Regions from separate parts of the Mus musculus genome. Here region 1 is linked to region 2. The links are chromatin loops, found by intact Hi-C in ENCODE. Cell type or tissue: left cerebral cortex. All regions are shown on one strand.

Region 1 (8,000 bases), 110 kb before region 2:
TAAATGTGGCTATCTTAGCTGAGTCAGGCTACTCTGATAGTGACCACACCATATCCATTCACTTTGCTTAGATGAGAACAACTTTGTTGGGTGTTAAATAAGCAACTAATATGACCCTTATCACAAAAGGGGGGTTGCATACTATATATGTGCCCCAAACAATACTTACTATTTGAGACAAATCTCTGTCTGTCCAGAGAGGTACATTACATTTGAGCTCTGTACATTTAAACTTTAGATTCTTTCCTCCAAAATAAAGCTTTCTTTTCTTTTTTTTTAAATCAAACTCACTCACTCCCTTTCTCTATAAAATATATTACATAATCTTCATCTACATATTTGTCTGTCTATCATCTATCATCTATCTATCTACCTATCATCTATAAATCCAATTTATATCTACTTATCTATCATCTATTTATCACTTATCAACCTCTCTCTATTTCCTTTTTTTTCCATTTTTTATTAGGTATTTAGCTCATTTACATTTCCAATGCTATACCAAAAGTCCCCCATACCCACCCATCCCCACTCCCCTACCCACCCACTTCCCCTTTTTGGCCCTGGCGTTCCCCTGTACTGGGGCATATAAAGTTTGCAAGTCCAATGGGCCTCTCTTTCCAGTGATGGCCGACTAGGCCATCTTTTGATACATATGCAGCTAGAGTCAAGAGCTCCGGGGTACTGGTTAGTTCATAATGTTGTTCCACCTATAGGGTTGCAGATCCCTTTAGCTCCTTGGGTACTTTCTCTAGCTCCTCCATTGGGAGCCCTGTGATCCATCCATTAGCTGACTGTGAGCATCCACTTCTGTGTTTGCTAGGCCCCGGCATAGTCTCACAAGAGATAGCTACATCTGGGTCCTTTCAATAAAATCTTGCTAGTGTATGCAATGGTGTCAGCGTTTGGATGCTGATTATGGGGTGGATCCCTGGATATGGCAGTCTCTACATGGTCCATCCTTTCATCTCAGCTCCAAACTTTGTCTCTGTAACTCCTTCCATGGGTGTTTTGTTCCCAATTCTAAGGAGGGGCATAGTGTCCACACTTCAGTCTTCATTCTTCTTGAGTTTCATGTGTTTAGGAAATTGTATCTTATATCTTGGGTATCCTAGGTTTGGGGCTAATATCCACTTATCAGTGAGTACATATTGTGTGAGTTCCTTTGTGATTGTGTTACCTCACTCAGGATGATGCCCTCCAGGTCCATCCATTTGGCTAGGAATTTCATAAATTCATTCTTTTTAATAGCTGAGTAGTACTCCATTGTGTAGATGTACCACATTTTCTGTATCCATTCCTCTGTTGAGGGGTATCTGGGTTCTTTCCAGCTTCTGGCTATTATAAATAAGGCTGCTATGAACATAGTGGAGCATGTGTCCTTCTTACCCGTTGGGGCATCTTCTGGATATATGCCCAGGAGAGGTATTGCTGGATCCTCCGGTAGTACTATGTCCAATTTTCTGAGGAACCGCCAGACTGATTTCCAGAATGGTTGTACAAGCCTGCAATCCCACCAACAATGGAGGAGTGTTCCTCTTTATCCACATCCATGCCAGCATCTGCTGTCACCTGAATTTTTGATCTTAGCCATTCTGACTGGTGTGAGGTGGAATCTCAGGGTTGTTTTGATTTGCATTTCCCTGATGATTAAGGATGTTGAACATTTTTTCAGGTGCTTCTCTGCCATTCGGTATTCCTCAGGTGAGAATTCTTTGTTCAGTTCTGAGCCCCATTTTTTAATGGGGTTATTTGATTTTCTGAAGTCCACCTTCTTGAGTTCTTTATATATGTTGGATATTAGTCCCCTATCTGATTTAGGATAGGTAAAGATCCTTTCCCAATCTGTTGGTGGTCTTTTTGTCTTACTGACGGTGTCTTTTGCCTTGCAGAAACTTTGGAGTTTCATTAGGTCCCATTTGTCAATTCTCGATCTTACAGTACAAGCCATTGCTGTTCTGTTCAGGAATTTTTCCCCTGTGCCCAAATCTTCAAGGCTTTTCCCCACTTTCTCCTCTATAAGTTTCAGTGTCTCTGGTTTTATGTGAAGTTCCTTGATCCACTTAGATTTGACCTTAGTACAAGGAGATAAGTATGGATCGATTCGCATTCTTCTACACGATAACAACCAGTTGTGCCAGCACCAATTGTTGAAAATGCTGTCTTTCTTCCACTGGATGGTTTTAGCTCCCATGTCGAAGATCAAGTGACCATAGGTGTGTGGGTTCATTTCTGGGTCTTCAATTCTATTCCATTGGTCTACTTGTCTGTCTCTATACCAGTACCATGCAGTTTTTATCACAATTGCTCTGTAGTAAAGCTTTAGGTCAGGCATGGTGATTCCACCAGAGGTTCTTTTATCCTTGAGAAGACTTTTTGCTATCCTAGGTTTTTTGTTATTCCAGATGAATTTGCAAATTGCTCCTTCTAATTCGTTGAAGAATTGAGTTGGAATTTTGATGGGGATTGCATTGAATCTGTAGATTGCTTTTGGCAAGATAGCCATTTTTACAATGTTGATCCTGCCAATCCATGAGCATGGGAGATCTTTCCATCTTCTGAGATCTTCTTTAATTTCTTTCTTCAGAGATTTGAAGTTTTTATCATACAGATCTTTCACTTCCTTAGTTAGAGTCATGCCAAGATATTTTATATTATTTGTGACTATTGAGAAGGATCTATCTACTTACCAATCCATCATCTATCTACCTACTGATCTATCTATCATCTATCTATTTCATTTATCTCTTATCATCTATCAATCTATCTATCTATCATCTATCTCATGTATTTATATCTCTATCGTCTATCTATCTATCTATCTATCTATCTATCTATCTATCTATCTATCTATCTATCTATTTATCTATCTACTCTCTGTCCTCCTATTGCATGAAAAAGTAGAATACTGATTTGGTTTCAACTCCTCCCGAGCTTCAGTGACGATGCAGTGCGCACCTTGCAGGCAGTAAATGTCCCTGCATACCCATTCTCGTATGTGGGTCTTAAAGTCCAGACCACCCTGAGGATTTTAACATTTGAAATGCGATTTTTCACAGGACCATATTGTCTGGTTGTCCTTGTGATCTGTCACTGGTAATCAAACTTTGCTTTTGGTGATTGTGTTTGAAATTATGTGTTTGGTGATTGTGTAGAATTATGTGTCCACATTTTCACATAATTCAGACTGAATATTGGCAGATCTGCCCTGATCACCAAGGCACATCAGGATGTCAGTACTTCGATGCCTGTTCTCTGTAAAACAGAACATAGGACTTGGAGCTGATGGGTGCCACCTTAAATTGGGGGAACTCTGTACATTTCACACACTTGAGTGTAAGATGCTTAGACACAACCATGGCTAAACTTCTCTCTCCCCTTTCATCTAAATATATGGGTTTTGAGTAGGATTGAGATCATTTTCAAACACCATCTTTTTTTCCTAACATAATTCTTCTTCTTCTTTTTTTTCTAACTTATATTAAAGACTTCCAGTTTCATCTCCCAAACACAACTCATACTTTCCTGCTTCTTACCATCTGCTGGGACCCAGCATCTGCCGTTTCCCGCCTACTTCTTCTGTACCCCTGGTAGTCTGTGATTACACACTCTCAACTATGGTATTGGTGCAGAGGCGTGGCACCCAGATGGCTCTTTTGAAAATGTTCTCACCCACCACTGCCCCCACCTAAACCTATTGTGCTCAGAATAAAATTCAGACTCCTGATGATGACATAAAGATACTGGCTCCTTGTGTATCTTTCTGGTGTACTTTGATTTCTTCTGTCTCTTTACTTCTTCCCACCCTTCCATCCTCTCTCTGCAACTCACCCACTCATTTGCTCTTTCACAGGGACCACAGATTGGCCTTGGAACACAGATCTTGCATTTCTTTTGCTTTTATCAGATTGTGTTCTTGGGTTCTGTGCATGGCTGGTTCCCTTTGTCTGTCAGATTTCAGGTCAAGTATCCTTTCTTCAGTCTTACCCTTCCTGTGTGAGTCCTCTTTCGCAACTGAATTACCCTCCAGCCACCTTCATTTTCCGCACAGAAATTTTCATGCCCTCAATTTACTTGGCTTCCTAATCCCTTCCATTCAAGGTTGCACCTCACTGTGCATATGCAACCTCTGTGATGACAGAGGCCACTCCTTTTCTCTTGAGACTCTCCTGATGTCTCGGACATTGCTCAGCAAATACTTGTGAAATGGGTTAAAAATGTTTCCACCGAGAGCATATGCTTACAGCCTGTGCAGCTGCTGAGGAGATCCCAGCCCAGTGGTAGACACAAATGAAAAGTCTGTTTCTTTTCCAAGTGTTTTTAGAAACAGAGAAAAATCAATAACCATAAAAAATTACTATTTCTTTTCCCCCCAAATTTTGACTCAATGTTTAATGCATGTTAATGTTAGCCCAGTTTACACCCATAGGAACATATATAAGAAAATAAACAACTTTCACAGCTACAAGAAAGGAAAAATAAAGAGACTTCTAGTTCAGTGGCTGGCAAAATGTCCCATAAAGGGCCAGAAAATAGTAACTACTTTAGGCTTTGCAAGCAACACAGTCTCTGACAAAGACATTTGTCTTGATGGTCACTGGATGAGTATGCACAAAGTTGTACACTCCAAGTACATCTGTGCTTCATTATAATCTCACCTACTGACATTACAATATGGATTTCATACAATCTCCACCTAACAGGAAGCATTGATCTTATTTTTCTTATTTTCTTCAATAATTCAAAATATGAAAACACTATTATCTTGCAGGCCACATAAAAGCCAGGGTTGAGAAGATCTGAGCTGAGGCCTGTAGTGTGCTCTCCCCCTCTAGATATATTTAATTTTACTCAACTCCCACTACTTTGGCCTGAATAAATTGATATGTATTCTCCCTCATTATAACCCCCCCAAGCCTCATTTGTGTAGTAATGGAAGGAATACTTTATGTTATATAGCTTCCTCATTGGATAACACATGTTTTCTGAAAATTATTTTTATAAATTCACATTAGTCTGTGTGTTTTTCCACACACCCTACTCTGCTATTCTATGCTTTGTTACTCGACCCTTCCATCATTCCTACTCTCTCAGATGAAGACCATGCTTGGGAAAAATGAAAGAAAGATAAATAAAAATGTAGTATATGCTCTATGTACTATATTCTAAAGAAAAATATTTTATCATCACTTAAATATAATTATAAAATTAGGAATAAGGAACATTTAAATAACTACTTCCTATTTGTGCTTCTTCTTTAAACTTCTTATTCCAAGTCCTCTGAGTGTTCCACTTCACTATATTTAGATCTTAAGTGTCTTCCAGGGGCCAATGGGTTGGAGGCTTTGTATCCACGCCATATCATTATTGAGAGGAACCTTGAGCAAGAGAAATGACATCTGACCTTTGTGGTGTACCTCTGAAAGAGATGCTAGGATCTCACCCTCTTCTTACCTATTTTTTCTTCATGACTGCTGAAAACTTGAGATGGTTAAGTTTTTCTCCACCATATGTTCCCACCACCAAAGCAGCAGAGCAAGAGACTATGGACTGAAGACTCAGGAACTGTGGGCCTAGATAAATCTTTTTTCTTCCCAAGTTACCGTTTTGTCATAGCAATAGGGAGCTGGCCTACAGTGTTCTGGCTCCCATCCCATTCCAACTTCACCTTTTCCCCTTCACTGACTGAACAACAATCAGATTCCCAGAGCCTACCCACTCTTGTCTTATCCTAAGTTTTTCTCTGAAGCATAGTTCACAATGTCTGACAAACCCAGACATTCAATCTTTTTATACATCCTAACCTACTTGACTACATCCATATGCTATTTTGCTACCCTTTCCAAATATAAAACACTACCAATTACTCTTCTTATTGAGGGATTTGTTATGTGGGCAAAGCTAGGCAGGAATGTCTCATTCTTGATCCATGCCGCATCCTCTAGCATGGCCAGAGTAAGTATTAAAGACCATCGTAAATCAAGAATTCCTTCTGTCTAGAAGATTGCCACTTAGAAATCCGCAGGTATCTTGGGCTGAGAATGTGATCATCCCATGCCAGTGGCAAATATTTAGTGGGAATTTCTGGTTTCTTAAGGCTAACAGAGCTCAAATGATGCTATACTTGATAGGAACTATACCACAGACACTAGGCTCTAGGCCTTAAGATTCTTTTGAGAGTAATAATATTAGCCTTCCAGAAGCCTGTAACTATGAGTTCTTCTCTGTATTTCCTCTGTGTGACTATTCCTCTTTGTCATTATCTTTATACATCATTTGCCACCATATCCTCAAATCCTCTGACCTGTTGGATGCTGTTCTTGCTCAACATGCATCCAGTCCTTGGTTTATCTCCTCTTTTGCAAAACTCATCTTCTTTTCTTATGTTCAGAATTTAGATAAGATATTGAAGTTATCTCTGTGTGGCTCTGTCTCTCTTTCTTCAGTTGAGCCAGATGTCATCCCCCAGTAGTTAAACACCAGTGACATGTGAGTTATGTTTTAACTCACACTCATTTTCTTTAGCTCCAGACCCAGTTTTCCTGTCCTATGTATGATGCATGAACATTCCACTTGGTTGCACTCTGGTCATGTTGAAGGTTGTCGCTTGGCAATACTGCATGCTTGAAAGGCTTCATCTACACACAAGCTTTGCTCTACACCATCAGTGCTTTTGCTCCCTGAATGGACTCCTCTCATCAGCCAAAGCCTGGCTGACACACTTCCACTCTGTGAACCACCACAGGCCTGCAGACTGGCTGTGCTGAATAAGTACCCATAATGTTGTATATTCTTTGTATGTGCGAGTGATAATTTTGTTTGATGACAATCTTCAGCTCCTGTCATAGACCCTTGGCTCATGTTCAGATATTGATTATGGTGTATATTTACAGAAATATAGCAATTCCAAACAGTGTGGCATTCATTTGTAGAAAAGACTACATAAAACTTTGAGGAGCCAACTTTGACTGCCGAAAGCAGAGTTCTGTGGTTCTGTTTGGAAGGTTCTGAGGCAAGGAAGCCTTTGGAAAGAGGGGTACACTGTTCTTCATACTAGAATAATGTGCTTTGTGCTTGTCAACCATGGTGGCCAAAACCAGCTTCAATGTTACACACAACTATTTTTCTGTTTGGCTTTAAATGATTTTTGAGAAATTTGGAAGGCATTGAATAGTCACCTTGCCTCTGTAGACTAGTCAAAATTAAAGTAAAGCTGCCAACTCTCTGGGATCCAGTAGCCTCTGCTAGGATCCTAGGTTGATGTGGTCAGTTCCAGCAAATGAATTTTAATTAAGCATGTTGGAGGCTATTTTGAGAAATATCAACATACAACTTAGCTCTTTTCACACCACAACCAGAATGACATTAAGCTTCACAAAGAAAAACAGGGGAGGAGCTGGTTATTGTGGCTGCAAAGCATAGCAAGAGAGGGCACAATTCTTTGATTCAAAAGAAAAATATTCCTACATAGTATTTTTTTTTTTTTGTTGTTTTTGTAACTGAAACTCTGAACTTGCAGGGTATATGCAGGCTTCCTCTAGTACAATAAAATATCATACTTGCTCAGAGTTAGCCTGCTCCAAAAGAAATTTACTACCACATTGGGAAGCATTTTCTTGACCTATCTTATTTCTTCTAATCATTGTCCCCCGCCCCTTCACTGGAGAATTTCCTATTATTTAGCAACATATGGATGAAACATTTTTTTTTCAGTAATCATGTCTGAACAAAGTAATCATTCTCTCATTAGCCAATTATTCTTCAGACTCCCACAGAACAGGCAGATTTCTTAGAGAGTTACTTTTACCAACCCCATGCAATCAGATTCCCTCATCTGCCTCATTCAAATGGCCTAATTCAGAGATCACAGCACAGATAACAGAAGTTCCTTACCTTCTTGTCACACAGACATCCTATTGCAGGAGCATCTTCATTTCATCAACTCAGAAGAGCCAGTTAGAAGTAGAGTGCACAGTAGGTTGTTTGAGGGAAGAAATTAT
Region 2 (8,000 bases):
AGTAGGTATTATATAGTATATAGCAAAATGTATATAGTATTACAGTATGCAGTATATAGTATATTGTATATAGTATGTTTGCTTTAAAAAGGTATCTAAGATTAAATGAATACAATCATCTAATTCAAGTGTCCCAACACATGGAAGCATGAATATGTCATATAAAATCTACTGGAAATCATCCATCTTCCATTTAAAATATTAATGGCAGAATTCTGATGAATATAAAAGGACAGAATCCCACTGATTATATGTATGCAATAATAATTCAGGTAGTGATCAAATGGACTATTTTATTGTATGACTAGGACTGACCACTTCTAACAAAACAGACCTTGATTTGGGAATTTGAGACGCAACCACAACATCTGTAATGAAATATAAGTTTCCTTCTCCTAAAGGCAACATCACAAACCTTTCCTTTTAGTCTAAGCCACAATTCTTTTAGAGGCCTAAAAGGTTGGTGGTATTTGGTATTATTAAAAAAGTCAAAATAAAATCCAAATGACTTGAGGAAGCTTTGATCTTGCAAATACAAGGTTAAAGTTAGCCTGTTCACTTTATGTCCAAACCAAGTTTTAAACCTTCCATATTTCAATATTTTTGGTGGACATTCTGGGATTAGAACTATAAGCTCTGCAAACATGCCACAGCATGAAATGGAGACAGAAGTCCTGACTGGTGCTTCCCGCTTATAGACTGCATCAGAGATGGAGACAGGGGCATATTGTAAGGAGATATTCCCAAGGCCCTGAGGCTATAACAGGAAAGGTAGAAAGGAAAGTGCAACTGAACACCAAACACATCTGAATTCTTTGAGCCTGACTGCACTGGATGATTTCCAGTAGATTTTATATGACATATTCATGCTTCCATGTGTTGGGACACTTGAATTAGATGATTGTATTAATTTAAAGTTTGATACCTTTTAAAGCAACCATACTATATACTATATACTGTCTAATATATACTATATAATGGTGACATGTCACCTCAAGAGAATCACAGGAGGCCAACTACAATTACAACAGGCAGTCATTGGTATCTCCAGAACTCAAGAAGCCTCCTACGTCTCACCTACAGGAGCTTTTATCTAGAAGGCCTCAGTCATTTGCAAGAAACCATGGTGAGGGACACTAAGGAACAGAATGCTTCAGAGGTGGACATTGCTTCTGTAAACCTTCTCAACAAAGTGGTGACTATAATTATAAATGGGGGCCAGATAAAAACCTAAATGATTTTTTTTTAATTGTTGTTAAGTTGGGTTGGATTCTGTTGCTCCATGAGTTGGTTGCCAAGGTTATTGAGAACATGTAAATGGAAGTAGCACTTTCCTTTAGAGACTGGAATTTTCAACAGGTTGTCCTGCCCTGTTGGGACGTTGCTCATTCAGAGTTTTTGATAGTGTATTGACCGTCCATGCTCCAGTATTTCTCTTCCTGTTTAGTCTTTGTCTTTTCTAGTCTTTTCCTCATATGATCTATCTACATTAATGTCAATGGTGCCTGAAGTGTTCTTTGGTTCCATTTAATACATCCTGGTTGTTGTATTGAAGAGAAAGGTGGGTCACTGGTGAGACAGTGGGTCCTGATGCTCAAGTCTTCAGTTTCCACACACAGTGGGAGCTCTTCACCATCACACGCAGGCACATCACAACGAGGGAGACTGAGGTCTTAAAAGACAGGATAAAAACATGGAAACGACCTGCACCAAGGCCAACATCTTCCAGAGGATGAAATGCAGCCAAGATTTCACATGACTCACTGGTCACGTATGATGGAAGTTAATTAATTTATGTTTACTAGAAGTTCGGCAGACCAGCCCTGCAGCGTGTGACAATATGGTGCACATATGAGCATGCTGAGTGACTCTAGACATGAAGTGAAGGCTTATGGGAGGGGGGATGCTAATTATTTCTTTAACACTACAGACTTTTAAAGTTCTCAGTTAATTATGCAAATGCTTTTTTGAAAGAGTTTTAAAATTCTAGTTGAGGAACTGATTAAAAGAAATAACTTACACCATAAAAATTATTCATTTTGGAGCTGGAGATATGGCTCAACAATTTAGAGCATTTGGTGCTCTTGCAAGGGATTTGAGTTCAATTCCCATCTTCCACATGAAGTCTCACAACAGTTTGTAACTTCAGTTCTGAATCATCTAATCCCTTCTTCTGACCACTTTGGGCACCAGACATCCACATGGTTAACAGATAAACATGAGAACAAGCACTTATAAACATAAGACTTATACAAATATAAAAACAACAACAAAAACTAAAAAACAAAACAAAAAGAAACTTTATCAAAATATTCCTTTTTTATAAAGAAGCGCAGGGCTATTTCGTTCACTTTATTCCCAGTGGTTTCATTGAGAGACAGTGTACTCAACTGACCTGTTAATCCTTCTGGGCACACGGTAGGTTGGACTTCTTCCATGCCTTCAGCATGGGCATGGTTATGTAACCAACTCGAGTCAGCCACAGGTAAATATCAGAACTTTCAGGAGCTACTCTAGGGTGCAGAATTTGAAAAGATTCCTGTGTGGAGACGGTGTCCCCATCAACCTGGGTCTGGATTAACTCAATAGACTAGGAGACTTTTGTTATGTTCAGGTTCCATCCATGGTCGAACCTAGAATGGAAATGTCAGTTTGCGCCTCACAGCTCTCGCGATTCTTCAGGCTGTGTATCGCGGCGAGATCCAGACCATCTGGCGGGAATGATGCATTTCTGATTAGTGCCCTATCATCTGGGTCTCCCTCTGAGATTGGACTTTTTCTGGCAACTCTCGGAGACTTCTGAATCCGCATTCTAAATGCCAGCACTGAAGAGATTGCCTTGCTCCCAGTGAAAACATAAAATGTTGATATAATCCTCTCAAATGTTCTGATAAACTATGGCCCAACAACATTTATCCCATTCTTTTACAGTCCTGGAAGATGGCCACGTTGACATACCGATGTTATATTCATAGATCCCCAGACAGTGAGGTTTATAGCATATGTTTCTATTTCAGTTCTGAAAATCAGTTGTAGCAGTCAAGTTAGTCATGTCGTTCTGTCCAAAACAGGGGACGATTCTGGACAGGCATGCAGGGTGAAGGATTACATGAGAGAACCAAGTGCTGTGGATTTAAAAGGAAGTGTATTGATATTGTAGGAGAACAAAATCAGCATCTCCGAGACATAAAAATAGCGCAAGTCTCCACATTAAATTCTATGAATCTCAGTTTGATCTATATATGATAAAATATTCAGGGGCTCAGAGGAATTAAATATTTTAGTTAGAGAAGGATATTTTAGCTAAAGTCTTTTGCAGTCTTTCTCTCTGAAATGAATTTGACCCAGAGTCTGAAAGTGAGAGGGTCAGAACAGAGCAGGTTCAAGGCCATGTATGAAGGTGAGTTCCAGTCTCTATAATAACCCTCGAGGCTGGAGCTTCACAGCTCTCAGTTGCTACACTTCTGAATTATTCTCTTGAGATCAGTCAGGTACTACGTATGGGCTGGATAGAAAATAAAATTGGAATACTGGAAACTAAAAACAGAATTGCCATATGGTCTAGTAATCCCATTTCTGGGTACATATCCAATGAATTAAATCGGGATGTCAAGGAGACATCTGCAGTCTCATGTTCATTTCAGAATTATTCTCAATAGCCTAGACATGGAATCATGAAATCAATATAAGTATCCATCAATAGAGGAATGAATATGAGAAGCATGGATGTGACACACATGCACACACACACACACACACACATACACACACACAAACATATATGCACAATGGAATACTATACAGCCTGTAAGAAGAATTATATTCTTTTATTCATGACTACTTGGATGAGAGAGGAAAATACATCAAGTCAAATAAAACTGGCACAGAAAAATTTTATATGGTATGATATTTCTATACAAAGTATTTAAAATGTTTGATTCAAAGAAGCTGAATAGGTTGGTGGTTATCAGTGGCTGGGGGTGGAGGAGTTGATAAATGTATTCATGATCAAAATAAAGTCATTCAGTCAAGATTATAAACACAAACTTTTGTGAGTTGTTGTACTGCCTATCATAGTTTATGATATGTTTCAAAATTTATAAACATGAATTTAATATTTTTATCACACACAAAAATGTGTTACCAGATGTCTTAAAAACCTTGACCAACTATTTGTACAATATATACACAGACCAAATATGAATTAATTGTCATAAGCATGCACAATTATTAATCATCAAACATTTTAATTACAAACACTCAAAAAACTGAAAGATTATAGCAAAGTCACATCAGAGTTTAAGAGGCATCTGTGTGTACTCATGTATGTGCATGCATGCATGCCTGTATGTAGCAGGATTGACAAGAGTTTTGAAATTGAATTTACTCTCAAATTCTGCCCTTGCCTTAAATGGCTGTCTGTAATGAAATCCTTGAGAAGCGACGTGGGAAGAGCCAGCTTGGATGTGGAAAGGCAAACTTCTGCATACTCATGTTTCCAGTTATAAGAGATAATCGCTAGCCCAGTGGGGAATGCCTGTTTTAAACTCTAACAGTGCAAGTTTGAAAGTTTTCTTGCGTATCATCCTACAGGAACAAAACAAAATCCATACAACTTATGTAACTGCCATTTATGCCCAGATAGAATTACTAACACGCTGTTTGTTTTCACTCTGTAGTATGGGTGTAGACATTTTGTCTTGAAATTGGTTGACTTTCACATTAAATAGAGCATGTGCACGTGTTCTGGCTGGGAATCAGTTTGTGGATGCAAGGTGGGCTTTAAAATGTCCCTTTTCGGTAGTGACAAGGTTAGCTTCATTCAGTAAAATGTCAAACTTGACTTTCCTGTTTTGGGCCACTTCTCGCTAACGGCAGACTAGGAACATATTAACGTCATTAGACAGAGCCAGTGAACTTTCTTCCTGGTTAAATTATGATTATGAAAATGATATTGGTTAGTATAAAAGGAGAGTGTTTTCTTCCAAATCATAAGCTTGATCATTTTCAAGCAAAAATAATTCTCACTCAGGAGCCCAGGAGCGCGTGTTCACAGCGCTTGATTTACACATGTATGTGAGTCACAAATATATTATGACAAATGCAATTTAAGTTATATGCATTATAATGATTACATTTTAAATATTGAAATTCTTCTATGCTTGGTATGGTTATCGTTCCTCGATCTCTACCTGCTAGTGCCCCGTTTGTTAGCAATAGGAAGCTGCAACAGTGAGTGTTGTTTTCTCTGAGTACATGAGTATGTGTATGTAAATGCTGTGATTTTTGTCCTGTGTAAATTGATTCTCAGATTCAGATTCATAGATTCACACTTTCTCTATTGGGAAGCGCTGCCAAGTGTGTGGCTAATAACTAAGGCATCTGTGTGCAGGACTTCAAACCTAGACCTTCAATGGATCTGCACAAAAATTCCATTTGGCAGCCTACATGATATGTGACATCCACACCTACCCCATATGCGATAGAGGTACTCCACTCGATGCCTTGACAAATTCTGTTTGTTTGTTTGTTTGTCTCCTAAACTAGTTGCTTTCTTGAAGCGCAGTTTGTTATTTCCTTAAATCCTATCTCCCCCTGCTGGCTGTGCAACATGGAGCCTGTCTAGACAGCATAAAAAATGACCTGCAGAGGATGGAAGCAGCTAGCAAGAATAAATAAATGTGAATAAATGTTCACATGTACACACATGCACATATAGTGAAACCAAGGTTTTTGGCAGTGTAAACTGTGCCTTGGATTAGAATTTTTAAGTCAGGAGCTTATAAACAATATTTTTTTTTTTAAATTAAGCAGTAAAACAAAAGTCTCAGGTAAGAGTGCATGCTTGTACATACAAAATGTCAAGTGTGCTGTAGTCATAGCTTTGATAGTATATTGTCATATAGACGGTTTGCTCTGTGACTTATGGGAATATGAAGGAGACACATACTCCTAGGTCTGTATGTCAATGCACATATTAGTAGTCCAAGATTATCAAGAAGCTAAGAAAAAGTTAGTGTGTTTTATATTACCTTTGTGGTCTTCTCACAGTAGAGAGAGGTGTACGGGCCTTTGCAGATTTCCCACCCTTTGGGAAGCAGACAGGTCCTCGGATTAGGCCATCAAGTGTGTAAAGTGGAATCATTCACGAAGACATCCATGGGAGCCCAGGAAGCATCGTTTTCAGAACTGTGTCTACATGCTCTGCAATTTACATTAAATTGCTATGTTTTGGTTAAATGGCACCTTAGTTCCCAAGCTACTCTTTCAATAGTTGTTTCTTTAATTATTATTTAATTTTGTGGTTATGACTGGTTTTCAGTTAAAGAGGGTACTACTGACAAATTCAATTAAATGAAAATAGAGGACTTAATGGTCCATGCTAATGCTTCATTTCATACATAATATTTTATCATTTTCTGTGCAAATTTGTAATGAGTGCTTGGTTTGTATTAATAAATGCTTACATTTGGGCCACATAAAGTATAGTAATTAAAATAGTTTCCTAATAATATTTACTTATAAGTGGTCTAAAAACAATTAACCCATTGATTCCAATTACTTTTTAGAAAACCAACTTCGAAGATTATGATTCTTTGGCATCAAAATATTCTCTCTGTTCTACTTTTAATAAAGCACCCGGGGTGCTCCTTTATTGTATTTTAATAGGGCTTGTCATGCATCTGCCGCAACACAGATTGCATAGACTAATGGCAAACAAAAATTTTAAACAAAACTACCACTTTTTTTGAATTAGGAACAAAGGACATGTGTTCCGGATCTGATTTCCAAATATTTAAACTGAGAAATGTAACTGTTTATTGTATTGAAATGAACAAGGGTGGGCTGTCTTTTGCTCTTTAAAGTAAATGTTTCTCTATGGCCTCCCCCCACCCTTATAACCTATAACAGAAGCCATCTGTAGACAATTTACATTCCTTCCCATACCAAGAGAAGATATTCTGCCTCTCCAAATGAACGAAGATCTTATTTACAAATACACCACAGAACCTGTTCTTCACAACTTGGTCTGCAAGAGCAAAGCTCAAAGTCAGACATGCTCAATGTGATATTTACAGGCGAAACAGGGAAATAAGAGTTTTATCCTGCAATTTGTAAAGTGGGAATTGATACATTTGCTTAGAGTTATTTCATTTTCGACATCAGATGACAGGGAGCTCACCGGATTTCTGAAATGTCTCCTTCAGAACTGCAGTCAAGATATCAGGTCTCATGAGAGCTCCAATAGGAAAATTCGAAATGTTGGTGACACTGTATGGTGTTATTTTCCCCCTGGCACATTTCACCATTGATTCTGAGATTAAGAAGAAGGAGACAAAGATGGCCAAAGTCACAGAAAGTGTTGCTATTTTAATATACAGGAAAATGCAAGAAAAACCCTTGAGATCGCCTTGTCTTTAACGATTACTAAGTATGGAGATAAACACAACAGAATCAGGCAGAACAAACTAAAATTTGAAATCACTAAATCTCGTCATGCTAAAATAGTTAGGACTCATCAGAGAAACCTTGTGTCTGTAAGAGCTTAGAAATGACAGTTGCTGTTGTGAGTTTCTGTTGTAGCAGAAAGGATTTTATGATGGAGCTTCTGTAGGTTTCTTCTGCAGTGGTTATGTCCCTTGAAATGCATGGCTGTCTGCTCTGAAGATAGAAGCATGAGTTATTGCTACTTATGAGGTAGGTGAACAACCATGTCTTCTGGCCAGAGACTAACAACAGGAAGATCTGTTACTGCATTTCATAGATGCTTTTAGCAGTTAAGATATCTTTTCAACTCAATGTTCTAGATCATTCTGGAAATTTAAACCTAGTGATTTTTGTTTAAGACTTACACTTTGACTGGGTGTGATGGCACATGCCTTTATCCCCAGCACTCAGGCGGAAAAGGCAAGCAGATATCTGTGAGTTCAAGGTCAACTCATCTGAAGAGTGAGTTACAGGACAGCCATGGATAAACACAGAGAAACCCTGTCTTGGAA

Evidence for each region. Peaks named below come from ENCODE experiments on the same cell type or tissue, not always from the same donor. Only the 100,000 strongest peaks of a DNase experiment are listed, where the experiment ranks them.
Region 1: a loop joins it to region 2, with 5 times the contacts of the local background. A loop is called at or near these places in 2 of 42 quality-filtered maps.

The regions. Positions count from the first base shown.
Region 1 is chr1:42,008,717-42,016,716 of GRCm38, reverse strand. No RefSeq gene overlaps it. Among named protein-coding and RNA genes, the nearest start is that of Gm28175, 250 kb to the left of the region's middle. In left cerebral cortex, no CTCF peak of the experiment used is centred here; DNase peaks (open chromatin) are centred at 3,610 and 4,171; H3K27ac peaks cover 1,084 bases.
Region 2 is chr1:41,895,564-41,903,563 of GRCm38, reverse strand. Gm29260 (a long non-coding RNA gene) reads right to left here. Exons shown (of 6, transcript XR_373362.3): 2 at 6,033-6,204; 3 at 2,396-3,125. Among named protein-coding and RNA genes, the nearest start is that of Gm29260, 160 kb to the right of the region's middle. In left cerebral cortex, a CTCF peak has its summit at 5,606 (motif pointing left); DNase peaks (open chromatin) are centred at 2,939, 3,457, 4,556, 5,573 and 1 more place; H3K4me3 peaks cover 264 bases.